Regions from separate parts of the Homo sapiens genome. Here regions 2 and 3 are each linked to region 1. The links are chromatin loops, found by intact Hi-C in ENCODE. Cell type or tissue: heart left ventricle. All regions are shown on one strand. Region 1 has its middle 17 kb from the start of LINC03080. Region 2 overlaps MEF2A (myocyte enhancer factor 2A). Region 3 overlaps MEF2A (myocyte enhancer factor 2A).

What was found. A loop is a pair of places that touch in the nucleus more often than their neighbours do. Peaks named below come from ENCODE experiments on the same cell type or tissue, not always from the same donor. Only the 100,000 strongest peaks of a DNase experiment are listed, where the experiment ranks them.
Region 2: a loop joins it to region 1, with 2.1 times the contacts of the local background. A loop is called at or near these places in 3 of 110 quality-filtered maps.
Region 3: it touches region 1 in a loop (1.9-fold over the local background); 3 of 110 quality-filtered maps call a loop at or near these places.

The regions. Positions count from the first base shown.
Region 1 is chr15:99,450,124-99,455,123 of GRCh38, forward strand. No RefSeq gene overlaps it. Among named protein-coding and RNA genes, the nearest start is that of LINC03080, 17 kb to the left of the region's middle. RefSeq lists an enhancer at 2,805-3,114. In heart left ventricle, no CTCF peak of the experiment used is centred here; DNase peaks (open chromatin) are centred at 674, 918, 2,778, 3,318 and 1 weaker place; H3K4me3 peaks cover 428 bases; H3K27ac peaks cover 4,828 bases.
Region 2 is chr15:99,685,073-99,690,072 of GRCh38, forward strand. The region is part of intron 7 of MEF2A (myocyte enhancer factor 2A); the gene reads left to right. Among named protein-coding and RNA genes, the nearest start is that of LYSMD4, 46 kb to the right of the region's middle. In heart left ventricle, no CTCF peak of the experiment used is centred here; no DNase peak of the experiment used is centred here.
Region 3 is chr15:99,672,442-99,677,441 of GRCh38, forward strand. MEF2A (myocyte enhancer factor 2A) reads left to right here. Exons shown (of 12, transcript NM_001319206.4): 6 at 1,952-2,171; 7 at 2,958-3,017. Among named protein-coding and RNA genes, the nearest start is that of LYSMD4, 58 kb to the right of the region's middle. In heart left ventricle, no CTCF peak of the experiment used is centred here; no DNase peak of the experiment used is centred here; H3K27ac peaks cover 40 bases.

The DNA of each region.
Region 1 (5,000 bases):
TCCCAGCACTTTGGGAGGCCGAGGCGAGTGGATCATCTGAAGTTAGGAATTTGAAACCAGCCTGGCCAACATAGTGAAACCCCATCTCTACTAAAAATACAAAAAAAAAATTAGCTGGGCGTGGTGGTGCATAACTGTAGTCCCAGCTACCTGGGAGGCAGAGGCAGGAGAATCACTTGAACCTAGGAGGCGGAGGTTGCAGTGAGCCAAGATCGCACCATTGCACTCCAGCCTGGGCAACACAGCAAGACTCCGTCTCAAAACAAAACAAAACAAAACAAAGCAAAACAAAAAAAAGCAGAATGAGGTTGATACCTAAGTTCTGGAGTTGGCAAAAGGTGGGTGGATCTAAGATCTATTTATTAGGTGAAAGTGTGGAGCGCTGAGCAGTGTGGTGCTGGGAGTGATCCCATCTGTGTGAGAACGTGAATAAAGGAAGGTACCTCCAGGCAACGGCCCTGGGAGTAAGAAGTTTGCCTTCTGTGGTCTCCACTCTGTATCGTAGGGTTCTCAGACTCTGGTGCCTCAGGGTCCCCTGGAGGTCTTGTTCAAACACAGTCTGCTGGGCCCACCCCCAGGGTGTCTGATTCAGCAGGTCTGGCGGTGAGTGGTGAGGTGGGGAGGAGGCAGAATCTGCATTTCCAGCAAGTTCCCAGGCAAGGCTGCAGCCGCTGCTGCTGCTCCAGGAGCCCCACTTTGAGAAGCCCTACCGTAGTGTTCACATTTGGGCACCATGTGCAAGTATCGGTTTTATAGTATTTTTTAAATAATAATTTATGAAAATGATCCCTGGGCCAGACTCTTCTCCACCCACGCCAGTGGTTTGTTGTCTTCACCTTGTCGGTCGGGAAACCACTCCCTGTGTCTAAGCCCCGTCTCTCTGGCTTCGTTCCAACCACCGCCTCTCCGCAGTGAGGTCAGCTACTCACAGGAAGGATAAGCCACGCTTAGAACAAAGCTCCCACCCACTGGAAGACAATGACCAGACCCCCGCCCCTTGAGCCTTCTGTCTAAGAGCAGAGCTCCAAACCCTTATTTTCGGCACTAGAGCAGCCCTTTCCTGGTTGCATAATCACAAGCCTCAGCCTCAGCTTCCCGCTCCTTCCCCCTAAGCTAGAGGATGTGCAAAAGGAACGCTGACACCTGTGTCTGTGGAAAGGTTATGACTTCCCTGTGACGAGCCAGAAAGCTCAGAGCCCGACTTGCAGGAGCCTGTGCACCCAGAGACTTGCCATTATAAAACCAAGAATGAAACTGTGCATTGGGAGGAGAGGACGTTGGAGTCCTCCTTCAGAAGGCCGGTTCTGTCTCATGAACCCCGTTTGAACCTCTTGGCTGTGAAGGTGAAGGCAGGGTCTTGGGACAACCTCCAGGTCACCCCAGGAGGAGGCCCCAGCAGTGGGGCTCTGATCACTGTGGCAACCCAAATTCCCTGCTCAGAGGTTCTAGACACTCTCTGCCCTCCTTGCCCCTAAATAAGTGGAATTGAGTCATGCCCACGGTCCTCTCCCATCCAGCACCCCTATGAAGCTGGTGGCCACCATGCAGAGCCCAGAGAGGGACATCTCACCCTCAGTGTCCTGAAAATCATGTAGTAACACAATGCCTTGGAGCACATACCTGCTGAGTGGAGTGGCAGTGTCCCTTGGCCACCCGGTCCCTTCTCATGCACCTCACAGCCTCACAGAGGGGCTGCTCCCAGCCCCCTCCCGACCTGCCTCCAGCAACCCACCTCCCCCTTTCCTCCTCCTCTCTCCTTCTGCCCAGGGAAGCAGTGACCCATCTCCCCTCTGTCCATCCTTCACATGCTCCCTCCATTTCTGCTTTCAAAAGAGGGAGAAAACATTTTGATTATGAAGCATTTCCAGGGCTGTTTAGGTTTGCCATTGCTAGGTCTTTTGTTTGCCTTTCCTCCTAGCCTCCACCTGGGTTGAGGCAACATTATTATCTCCTCTGTACAGGTGAAGAAATGCTAATTGAGAAAGGCCACGAGACGGCCAAGTTCAGACACCCATGCGGCCTGGAGCAGGGCAGAGGCCCTGCCACCTAATCGCAGGGCCTGGCGGTGTGCGGGACACAGAGACATCGGACCCTCGTTCCAGAGCCAGTGACTGCTGGAGGGAGACACGAGCGCCCCGTGGTAGCAACAGAATTGAAGAGGGTGAGAGTGCAAATCCTACCTGGTCAGAGGCAAATCCTACCTAGGTCTGAATTGAGGGATGATGAGGAAGAAGGGAGGTGGGCAATGGTTGAGTCAGGGCTTCATCCTCTGTACTTCTACCAGCCTTTTAACCCTTCAGTTGTTCTCACAATCGTATCCTCACTTGATTCCTAGAAGCACCACGGGTAGTCGGGAATGTCAGGGGAACCATGGCTCTTGGGCACAGAGACGCATCCCAGGTCACACTGCTTGGCTGTGATGACTTCAGTGAGCTCTTTCTAGCCAGGGGATATGTTATAGGCTTTGTGAGTCCAGTGTCGAGAAGCAGGAGGCCCTGTTCTGCCCGGTGGCCATCTGGGAGTGGGGTCACTGTGACCCTGCTGTGTGTGGCCAAGGTGGCAAGGAGCATCGAGTCCACTGAGACCAGACAGGAGCCCACTCCGCTCCTGCCCCGCCTCCACCTCCCACCTCACCACCTGGTTTTTGTTCCAGGCAGCCACATTTCTCAGCTTTCCCCCAAGCTGAGACCTGGAGGGGATCCAGTTTGACCAGTGAGTTGCACGTGGCAGGGTGCCGGGACGCCTGGGGAAGTGTGGTGTTCCAGACACAGCCACCGCCCTGTCTCCTCGCTGCTTCCTGCCTGAATGCAGAAGCGGAGTCCGGCTGGGGGTGGCCATCTGGCGACTCTGAGGACAGAGTCTATGCTTGGGATGGCAGAGCCGGATGCTCAAAGGAGCCTGGATCCCCAGCACTTCCTCATGTGGCTCCACCAGCCCTGCCTGCTTCTGGACTTGCTCTATAAGAAAACGAAACTCCTGTCAGGTTCAGTGGCTGTGGTCGGCTGTGGTCAGGGGCAGCTGAACAGAACTTGAAGTCTCAAAGGTCATGAAGCCCATCAGAAAACAGGAGCTCCCTGGCGCCTGCAGCCTCTTGGTCTCAGATCCAGCTCCTGGGACCTCAGGGCCTGCCCCTTCTCCTGCCTTGCACCCCAAAGCCTGCCTGGGACCCACAGCCCCCTCCCTGCGGCTGCTGGGAGCTGCGAGTGGCACCCACGCACTCTGGGCCTGGTCTTTCGGCCACGACACTCGCCACCTCTGCTGGGCAGTCTCAGTAAGTATTACTCCTTCCACGCAGGCCAACTGTAGGTGGCCGGAGGACAGTCGAGCAGTTCCTTCTGTCTGTCCTGCCATCCACAGCGGCCAGTCTTGCCCAGATCCATGTGGTCTCAGGACTGTGCTGAGGGGTCCAGGGAGGCTGCTGTTTTCCCCAAGTTACGCACAAAGCAACCATAGGTGAAGGGGCTTGCTGGGGGCCTGTGGCTGGTGAGTGGTAGAGATGGAAGCAGAACCTCATTCAGATGTCCCTGTTCTGTGGCTCTCAAAGGGAAGATCCCTGAGCACACATCAGAATCACCCAGGACATTGCTCACGATGCACACTCCCCAGCCCCACTCCAGGCCTACCAAACTGGGATGTCTGGGGAAGATTCCCAGGAATCTGCATGGTTGGGCACCCCCCTCACAGCCCAGGCATGATTCTGGTGCACACCGAAGACCAAGCACCTCTCTTGAGCTGAGCTCTCTCCCCAGGCATGATTCCGGTGCACGCCGAAGACAAGCACCTCTCTTGAGCTGAGCTGTCTCCCCAGGCATGAGGGTCAGACCTGCAAGGTGTCAAGTGCAAGCCTCCATCTCATGGTTCGTGGTTCCAGGTGATGACCCTGAGCCCAGCACCCCAGAACACAGAAGCACTTTCAGCCTGCAAAACAGCCAAAAATCCTGATGCCCAGGCTAAAACCTAGACCAGAGAAATCTGAATCTGTAGGGGTGAGACCCAGGCACGGGCACTTTTAAAAGTTCCCCTAGTGATTCCAAGGCCAGAGCTGCCTGTCCCCAGGCTGCGTAGGGGAGAAAGATGCTTCTTCCTGGGGGAAGGTGGTGGGGTGAGGCTATTAAACACACAACTAGGCCCCACCCCAGAGTTTCCCATCCAGCAGGTCTTGGGAGGGCCCAAGAATTTGCACTTCTATCAAGTTCCCAGGTGGTGCTGGTGCTGCCGGACTGGGAGCCACACTCTGAGAACCCCTGGAGAAGGAAGCAGGAGTGGAGGAAGAACTGAGGGTGGTTACATGTGGTCCTTGTTAAGGGGCAGGTGACTTGCTCCACTGAGCAGGGCCCACCTGTCCTGTTTTCTTAGGTGCTATGGATTCTCCAAATGCACCTGCTGAGGATGGGAATGTGCCTCTCCTAACATCACTGAAGCCATATAGATAAAGAATTGTGACCTTCCATCCAGGGCCCCGGGGATGGCAGGGCAGAGTGTGCGCTGCACAAATCCGGAAGCCACCATTCACCTCCCCTGCACTGTGGCCCTCCCTGGCATTGCCAAGCCTAACACATTTCCCACTGAAAGCACAGCATGTGGCTGTGGAAAGTTTCCTGTGGCACCTCAGAAATTCTGCACCCACATTTGCTTTCATTTGTCTCCTTTCTGCCCCTCCTCATTTCTGTTGGAGCTCCATCCCCCTGGAGGGTTTAGGATGGGATGGATCTGGCTGGCTTGGTACGGGGGCCTCTGCCCTACCCAGGACCCACCAGAAGCGAGCCTCCATCCTGGAACCAGGCGCTCGGCCTGGCTGACCCAGCTAATCCGGGCATGGGCAGCTCAGCCAGGTCAGGAGCATATGGCCTCCCTCCTTTGCCACTTCGTGCTGCTGATTAGGCCTCCTCCACAAGGAGATAAACCTGCTGGAGGAATTTGTTTTCTCTGGCAGCCCACACTCTGTCCAACAGAACTGCAGGCTGACTCACTGGCGCTGGTTTCCTCTGAGCCCCCGCCCA
Region 2 (5,000 bases), 230 kb after region 1:
CTTGCTTTTCTGGTAACTATAGTCTTGTAGTATAGTTTGAAATGGAAATAATGTGATGCCTCCAGATTTGTTCTTTTTGCTTAGTCTTGCTTTGGCTATGCAGGCTCTTTTGGTTCCATAGGAATTTTAGGATTTTTTTCCCCCCTAGTTCTGTGAAGAATGATGGTGGTATTTTGATGGGAATTGCATTGAATTTGTAGATTGCTTTTGGCAGTATGGCCATTTTCACAATATTTATTCTACCCATCCGTGAGCATGAGATGTGTTTCCATTTGTTTGTGTCATCTGTGATTTCTTTCAGCAGTGGTTCATAGTTTTCCTTGTAGAAATTTTTCACCTCCTTGGTTAGTTATGTTCCTAAGTATTTTTTTTTTTTGCACCTGTTGCAAAAAGCGTTGAGTTCTTGATTTGATTCTCAGCTTGGTCATTGTTGGTGTATAGCAGTGCTGTTGATTTTGTGTCCTGAAACTTTACTGAATCCAGTAAAGATGTCATAGATGGCTTTTATTACTTTAAGATATGCCCCTTCTGTGCCAGTTTTGCTTATTGACTTGTGTATGTTAAACCATCCCTGCATCCCTAGTATGAAACCCACTTGATCATGGTGTATTATCTTTTGATATGCTGTTGGATTCGGTCACCTGTTATTTTGTTGAGGATTTCTGCACCTGTGCTCATCATGGGTATTGGTCTGTAGTTTACTTTTGTTATATCCTTTCCTGGTTTTGGTATTAGGGTGATACTGGCTTCATAGAATGATTTAGGAAGGATTCTTTCTTACTCTGTCATTTGGAATGGTAAAATAAGATTGGTACTAGTTCTTCTTTGAATGCTTGATAGAATTCGGCTCTGAATTCATCTGGTCTTGGACTTTTTTTTTATTAGCAGTTTTTAAAATTACTGTTTCAGTCTCGCTGCTTGTTATTGGTCCATGCAGAGTTTTTATTTCTTCCTCATTTAACCTAGGCGGGTTGTATATTTCCAGGAATTTATCCATCTCCTCTAGATTTTCTAGTATATTTTTCCACCCCTTTACTTTATGTGAGTCCTTACATGTTAGGTGAGTGTGTTGAAGACAGCAGATACTTGGTGGATTTTTAACCATTCTGCCATTCTGTATATTTTAAGTGGAACATTTAGGCCATTTATATTCAACGTTAATATTGAGATGTGAGGTACTATTTTATTAATCATTGTGTTAGTTGTTGCCTGAATACTTTTTTTTTCATTGTGCTGTTGTTTTATGGGCCCTGTGAGATTTATGATTTAAGGAGGGTGTATTTTCAGGTTTTGTTTCAAGATTTAGAACTCCTTTTAGCATTTCTTGGTTGTGCTGGCTTAGTAGTGGTGAATTCTCTCAGCATTTGTTTGTCTGAAAAAGACTCTCTCTTCTTCATTCATGAAGGTTAGTTTTGCTGGGTACAGAACTCTTGACCGGCAATTATTTTGTTTGAGGAAGCTAAAGATAGGACCCCAATCTCTTCTGGCTTGTAGGGTTTCTGGAGAGAAATCTGCTGTTAATCTGTTAAGTTTTCCTTTGTTGGTTACCTGATGCTTTTGCCTCTCAGCTCTTAAGATTCTTCCCTTTGTCTTCACTTTAGATAATCTGATTACTGTGTGCCTGGGTGACAATCTTTTTGCAATGAATTTCCCAGGTCTTTGAGCTTTTTGTATTTGGATTTCTAGATCTCTAGTGAGGCCAGGGAAGTTTTCCTCAATTATTTTCTCAAATATGTTTTCCAGACTTTTAGATTTCTCTTCTTCCTCAAGAACACCACTTATTCTTAGGTTTGGCTGTTTAGCGTAATCTCAAATTTTTTGGAGGCTTTGTTCATTTTTGTTTTTTGATTTTTTTTTTAATTTGTCTTTGTTCGATTGGATTAATTCTGTCACCTAGGCTGGAATGTGGTGGCGTGGTCTTGGCTCACTGCAACCTCTGCCTCCTGGGCTCACCTCAGCCTCCTTAGTTTCTGGGACTACAGGTGCACACCACCATGTCCTATTAATTTTTCTTTTTTTTTTTTTTTTTTTTTTTTTGTAGAGACGGGGTTTCACCATGTTGCCCAGGCTGGTTTTGAACTGGGCTCAAGCGATCTGCCCACCTCAGCCTCCCAAAGTTCTGGGATTACAGGCATCAGCTACCACATCTGACCCAGAGGCAAACCATTTTACGTCTCAGAATGCAGTCTTGTCAGGATGAGATTATTAGGACGAATTTTAGACCAGTGTTAAGCACACAGCAGACACTCAGTTTTTGTTAGTCCTTGCACGTGTATTAATACAGGGGTGTGTGGGTGTGTGTGTGTATTTGTAACACCTAGTGTCTGCTTATTTTTCGTGAATTCTGAAGTTTTCTTTTTGGCTTTATACTAGAATGAAAGGAGCAGAACAAATACAGCTACTTTTTCCTTCTGATGGTCCCTGAAGCTGTGGATTATCCAGGCTTATCTGCTCTGCCATTCCTCACTCACACCTTGTTCATTCGTGCTTTAACGTGTTTTTCTCACATTTATCCATAATGCCTGCCTTCTCTTTTCTTCTGTTCTTCTCTCATTTCAGACTGCTCAGTAGTTAATCCCACAAAGGCTTTCCTAATTAAGCTGATAGATTTGTTATCAGTGCTTTCTATTTCATTGTAAATTTTGTGTGGTTACCTCTAGTTTGCCCATATTGTGAGTATAATTTTGGTATATTCATGCCTATGTGATATGCCTGCTCTTGCTAACTAGATGAAAAGCTACTTGAAGACCTGTAGGCTTTTTATGGTTTCTCTACATATACCCTCCCAGGGGCACAGTACTGTATACATAATAGATATTTGAATTTTTTTAATTTCCAAATAGTAAAGGTACTTCTATGATTTCCAATTTTAGGCAGTTGCTAGTCTTAATGACATGTGAATGCTGAGTCCTCCCCAGAGAACTTAAGAGGCCTGTTTGGCTCATCAGGAACCTCTGGTTCACTATTCTGAATATTTTGTTCTTTGCCAGCTTTGTAATAAACACTTATCTTTTATTCTTCTCTGCTTTATTTGTGATTTACTTTGAAATTGAAATACCACACTGTAATCTCTGTTTTATAAATGCACATTATATGTTTCTGTACACTGGTTACTTATCTACTTTTTACTTGTCATTATCTCTGCTGTTGGACTGCAAGCTGGTGAATAATAGCTGTTTCTATTAGGATAGTATCAGTTGCAACTAACAGAAAACTACCTCAGGCTTAAATTGTATAGGGGATGTATTAACTTACATGTAACCGAAAGATCCAGAAGTGGTACAGACTACAAGCATGGTTTAATCAGGGATTTTACATCATTTGTTTGCTGTTCTCCTTTTTGTATCAGCTTTTTCCTCATTCTGGCCTTCTTCTGAGTCTCAAAATGACTTAATAAAATGCTGGCCGGACACGTTGGCTCATGCCTGTAATCCCAGCACTTTGGGAGGCCGAGGCGGGCAGATCATGAGGTCAGGAGATCAAGACCATCCTGGCTAACACGGTGAAACCCTGTCTCTGGTAATACCACAAAAAATTAGCCGGGCGTGGTGGCGGGCGCCTGTAGTCCCAGCTACTCAGGAGGCTGAGGCAGGAGAATGGCGTGAACCCAGGAGGTGGAGCTTGCAGTGAGCCGAGATCGCGCTGCTGCACTCCAGCCTGGGCAACAGGGCAAGTCTCCGTCTGAAAAGTAAATAAATAAATAAATAAAAATAAAATGCTTCCTCAGGCACAGTTTAGGGAATGTGAGAGCCTCCTGATAATCATGGAAGAGTTGTTTTACCCGGGTTCTGATTGGTCATTACCACATCCAGTCACTGTGGTGAGCGAGAATGACCTGAGTCAAATGCCTATCACTAAGTTCATCTGGGGGCTGGAGGGAGGGTTGCAGAGAGTCAGCCCCACCCAGTCCACGTGGTTGCTATACATGGGAAGAAGTAGAATGACTGACTACAGTATTCATGAAAACAGGATGGTTTCATACGTATTTTATATCTCAACTAGTACCCAAAAGTATTATATACATAGAGCATATATCACAATGTGCATTTTTCCTCATTTCATTAAGGGAGATGGAAGGTTCTGTTAGGGAAAGTTTAGGAATAAGATGATTAAAGTGAGATAAATCAGAAATATTTAATAAGGACCTCAGTGAAGCTGAAGAAACAGACTCAGTAGAAGTAGAGCCATAAGGAAGAAGTACGTGGTGAAAACGGGGCATTAGAAATGAGTGCTGAATAAGCTGCAGTTAAGAAGCTGCTCTGATACCTAGTTCACTACTCAGAACTTAGTGGTAGCAGTGCCTTTGCTCTCACAAGAGTGAATGAATAGGCTGGTCTCAGACATTTTTCTATAATACCTCCATTATTTTAGTCCCCAGTATGAGATGCCCTCTTAGAAATGTGGTCTTTTGCTTGTTTGTTTCTTTGAGACACAGTTTCACTCTGTCACCCACGCTGTAGTGCAGGGGCATGATCTCAGCTCACGGCAACCTCCGTCTCCCGGGTTCAAGTGATTCTCCTGCCTCAGCCTCCTGAGTAGCTGGGATCACAGGCGGGCGCCACCACATCCAGCTAATTTTTGTATTATTAGTAGAGACGGGGTTTCAACATGTTGGCCAAGCTGGTCTCAAACACCTGACCTCAAGTGATTCACCCTCCTCGGCATACCGAAGTGCTGGGATTACAGGCGTGAGCCACTGCACCTGGCCAGAAATGTGTTGTGTGTTAAATCTCTTTCAGCAGGTCCAAGGAGTAATGCTGTACAAGTATCATTAGTCTTAAGCTTTATATGTATTTCAGACTTTGCTTGTCTTCCTTTGCTTATTTTTAAGATATCCCAAGGTACTTCATTAGTTACCACAGGTTGAGTATCCCAAATACAAAATGCTCTAAAATCTGAAACATTTTGAGCACTGACGTGATTCTCAGAAGTGTCAATTGGAGGATTTTGGATTTTCAGGTTTAGGGATGCTCAGCCAATAAGTATACAAGTATTCCAAA
Region 3 (5,000 bases), 220 kb after region 1:
AAGCTCCATTGGCAAGAGCTACTTAAAACAGTTATTCTGGATCTGATTTCCTAATTCTGTATATGTAGGTCAGCCGCCCTTGAACAAATTAGTTTCAATGCTGATATTTATTTTAGCATCAGAGTTAATTCTTTCAAAACTGTGCCCTAAAGTATGCATGATGGATCATTTCTTCAGAGTAGTCCTGTATTACAGGTTGGGTATTCCTTATTGGAAATGCTTGGGACTAGAAAGTGTTTCAGATTTGGGATTTTTTTCAAAATTTGGAATATTTGCATATGTATAGTATCTTGGGGATGGGACCCAAGTCTAAACATTAAATTTATTAATGTTTCATACATACCTTACATACTCATGGACTGAAGGAAGTTTTATACAATATTTTTCATAATTTTGTACATGAAACAAGGTTTGTGTACATGGAACCATCAGAAAGCAAAGATGTCTCTGTCTCAGCTACCCATGTCATAGGTCTTGGCTCCATGTGGAGCATCATTGGGAACCTGCTGTTAGCATGTGTAGCCTACACACGTGCCATTTTATTACCCTTTGTGGATGTGCTTGTGTGAGGGAATCTGGGTGTGCACAGAAAAGATATATTGAAGCTGATGGCAGACTGGAACGGTCCTTTTCCCCTTGGAGACACTGAATAAACTGTGTATTGTATGCCTGCATTTCCACATGTCAGGTTTGGAATTCTCTATGGCATCATGTTGGTGCTCAGAAAGTTTTGGATTTTGGATTTTCAGATTAGGGATGCTCAACCTGTATAAGAAGCCAGCTCACAAAAAAATAGCCTTAAGGAGTTACTTTTGGGCAAATACCATTATTATTCTTAAAAACAATACAGTAGCAAATAAAGGGATGTTGCTGACCTTGCAGTTAATGTTAAAGCTGCAAAGATATCGCACAAATAAAAGTGTTTTACTTTTGAAAAAAATTGTCATATACCCACTGTTTTTATATTTGTTGATGTATAATTTTTCTACATGAAATAAACTACTATTGAATAAAGTACAATAAAATATATTCTTCCAACTTTGAATTAGCAGTGTTACCTTATTTTTGTATGTTAGTCTTTTAAAATGAGGGCAGAGTAAAGTTGTTTTATTTTCTCCCACTTTAAATTGTAAAGAGCAACATATATTTATCGTGGTTAACAAGCATATTGTAAATGGTGTGTGGAGGAAATGCAAGATGAAAATAGAAAATAGAAAAAAGGGGATATGGAATAATTTGGAGGGAGGGAAGGTTAGCATTTATAATATTTGTAATTTAATCTTTATACAATTTAAAGAAGATACCAAAAACTTTATTACTTTTATTACTGGCTTGGTTAGTAGTTAATTTTGTTGTTTAGATTAGATTTCTTTGCATTTTCATTAAACTCAAATTGCATTGTTATGTATATAATTACTTTTTTTTTTTCTTAGTTTTGCCCTTTAGAAAGTTAGTCAATTAAATCAGAATGGGGAATATTTATGATTTATCAGATTTGACATATTAAGTTAATAATATGTGTACACACTTTTCTCCTTCCGTTATATTTGGGATCTCTCAGTAGAAATGTAATGTTATTAAGGTTTACATTGAAGTGCCAATTTATGCTTACTTGGTGACAGTGATATATTTTGTAATGTCTAAATATGACAACACTACTTGATTATCAGGTTTATCCTCTTAAATTTGTCTTTATGAATATTTGAAATATAGAATATAGACATTAGTATATATTAATGTATAAAGTTGAAATTGAAAAGGCTCATGTCAGTCATATTCATGTTCAAACATAATTCTAAAGAAAATAGCTTTAATCTGTAAATTGGTTAAGAACCTATCCCTATCCTCTACTTTTAGTAACTTGAGTTACCTTGCCAAATTAAAGTTCAAAAGTTACTTTGTAGATGAATACGAAACCAACAGTTTTTTCCTTCTTTTTCTTTATTTACAGCCTGGTCTGCCACCTCAGAACTTTTCAATGTCTGTCACAGTTCCAGTGACCAGCCCCAATGCTTTGTCCTACACTAACCCAGGGAGTTCACTGGTGTCCCCATCTTTGGCAGCCAGCTCAACGTTAACAGATTCAAGCATGCTCTCTCCACCTCAAACCACATTACATAGAAATGTGTCTCCTGGAGCTCCTCAGAGACCACCAAGTACTGGCAATGCAGGTATGTAGTGATACCTATTATGCTGGTTCTTTAATAAAGAGGGTGAAAAAATTCATTGCTAACATAAGCAGTTTCTTATTTTGCTATTCTTTTATTGCTTTGATGAGCAAGAATCACTGATACATAATTGGCCTCATTTTAAAGTATTTTTTTGAAAATCAATTGTGGGTGTAGCATTGTGTCATGCAAAGTAGAACAGTACTGAGAACCTGCCATTTATATGCTTTCCTTCTCATGGGAAAGCCATACTTTGACAGGCAGAAAATTTAGTTAGATATCAGAAGCAAGGATTTAAAGTAGAGTGTGAGCCATTCATGTTAGAAATATGGGTGATAGACTACCTGATTGGAGTTAGAGTATCTTTTACATCTCCTCCTGCCTGAATTACTTCATTAATTCAGCAAAATTTATGTTACATTTATTGTATTAGTCTATGAAATGCAGTGTCTCCTCTCTCTTAAGTCCTAGATTTAATTTAGTGATTTAATCATACTCCTTACACACTGCCCCCGTTTTTATCAGTATGTACTATTTTGGTATTGATGCAATACCACTATTTGGTATTGAAGGCGACATCAAGCTTGAAAGGTAAACTCATATATATGAGATATAATAACTACATCAGATTACATGTTAATGCCAACTTCAGACTGAGCTAGTTTTTATTTTTGTGTCTTTTTAGGATTAGAGTGAGAGTTATCTCTATTCAGTTCACGTTCAGTTAGGTAAAGAGAGCTAATTCATATTCATTCTCTGCCCTCTGTCTTCTCTCCGTAACGTTGTTAGGTGGGATGTTGAGCACTACAGACCTCACAGTGCCAAATGGAGCTGGAAGCAGTCCAGTGGGTGAGTGAATTCCTACTCTTCTGTTTTGTAGGTATCTATCCTATATGAGATCAAAGGAATGTTGTTCCTGAAATAAAGCTTTCTGGGAAATTTCCTTCTGAAGGGTACTTTCACTAATACATCAAGATAATTTCTTAAGGGGAGACTTTCTCTAACTTCCCTGCTTACCAAAGTTAGACTGTTACCAAACTACTCTATCTTACAACAGCATGAAATGTTTTCAGAGAGACTAGAATGAAAAGAAATGGTGGGTCTATCTACTTCTACAGATAGAAAGATAATTAACATATTTGTCTTGGCCGGGCGTCGTGGCTCACACCTGTAATCCCAGCACTTTGGGAGGACGAGGTGGGCAGATTGCCTGAGCTGAAGAGTTTGTGACCAGCCTGGGCAACACTGTGAAACCCTGTCTCTACTAAAATACAAAAAAATTTAGCTGGGCGTGGCAGTGTGCACCTGTAGTCCCAGCTATTCGGGAGGCCGAGGGAGGAGAATTGCTTGAATCCGGGAGGCGGTGGTTGCAGTGAGCTGAGATCGCATCACTGCACTCCAGCCTGGGCGATAGAGTGAGACTCCTTCTCAAAAAAAAAAAAATTATGGAGATGATTGAATGACTTAATAAAAATGATGAGGAAGAAATAAACAAACATCAATAAAGATATTATTAAGACAAGTTACAAAATATTTAATGACAAAGTAGGAATAAATGCCTAATTATATCTGCCACAGTATTAAATATTTTAATGGAATTAAACAGATAAGACCTATTGTGGAGTCTTACTTAACAGAAAACAATTAAATGTGGGAAAATACATAAAGGTTGTACCAGTTAAACACTAGGGCTGCTACTCTTGTATGTGTATTTCCAAATATTTATGGTTTTTTTTCAGCTCTTGTTTTAGTTGTTTGTATGCCTACATACTGTTTTTGTGTCCCTTTTTTTTTTTATTCCCCCAACAGAATAATAAGTTCAGGGCCCACCAAGAATTGTGAGAGCCTAATATGCTTCTCTCACATTGGGTTGACACCCCAAAAGGCTGGACTCTAGAAGTAAAGTAAACCAGAGATAAACAGTTCTTCTCAGTAGTGACATCTTACAGATGCATCATACAGTTTTGTTTTTTTTTTTTTGAGACGGAGTCTCGCTCTTGTCGCCCAGGCTGGAGTGCAGTGGCGCCATCTCCGCTCACTGCAAACTTCACCTCCCGGGTTCACGCCATTCTGCCTCAGCCTCCCGAGTAGCTGGGACTACAGGTGCCCGCCACCACGCCGGGCTAATTTTTTTGTATTTTTAGTAGAGACGGAGTTTCACCGTGTTAGCCAGGATGGTCTCAATCTCCCGACCTGGTGATCTGCCTGCCTTGACCTCCCAAAAGTTTGTTAAAATTAGATCGTAGTGATTAGAAATTAGATTTAGGGGTTCCAGAATGCCCGGAAAAGCAAATAGTCTCTGGAAGAATAAAATAAGCCTGGCCCACATGGCAAAACCCCATCTCTACTAAAAATACAAAAATTAGCCGGACGTGGTGGCAAGTGCCTGTAATCCCAGCTACTCAGGAGGCTGAGGCAGGAGCATCACTTGATCCCAGGAGGCGGAGGTTGCAGTGAGCCGAGATCATGCCACTGCACTCCAGCCTGTGCGACAAGAGCAAAACGCTGTCTCAAAAATAAATAAATAAATAAATAAATAAAATAAAACACCATCTCAGACCTTATTATTTCTAACTTGGCACATAAGCTGAACTAGGCACACACACAAATAAAGCAAATGAAAACTTGCAGAAATAAACAAACAATGGAATCAGCCTCCTGGGAACTCCAGAATTTGGAGTTACTAGGCACAGACTTTGACTTTAATATAACAGTGTTTACTGTGTTCAAGGGTATTTAAAAAACAAAAAGATTGAGAATTTTAGCAGAGAACTGAAATTTATTTAAAAAATGGAAATTTTAGAACAAAAAAACCCCGTAATGTTAAGAACT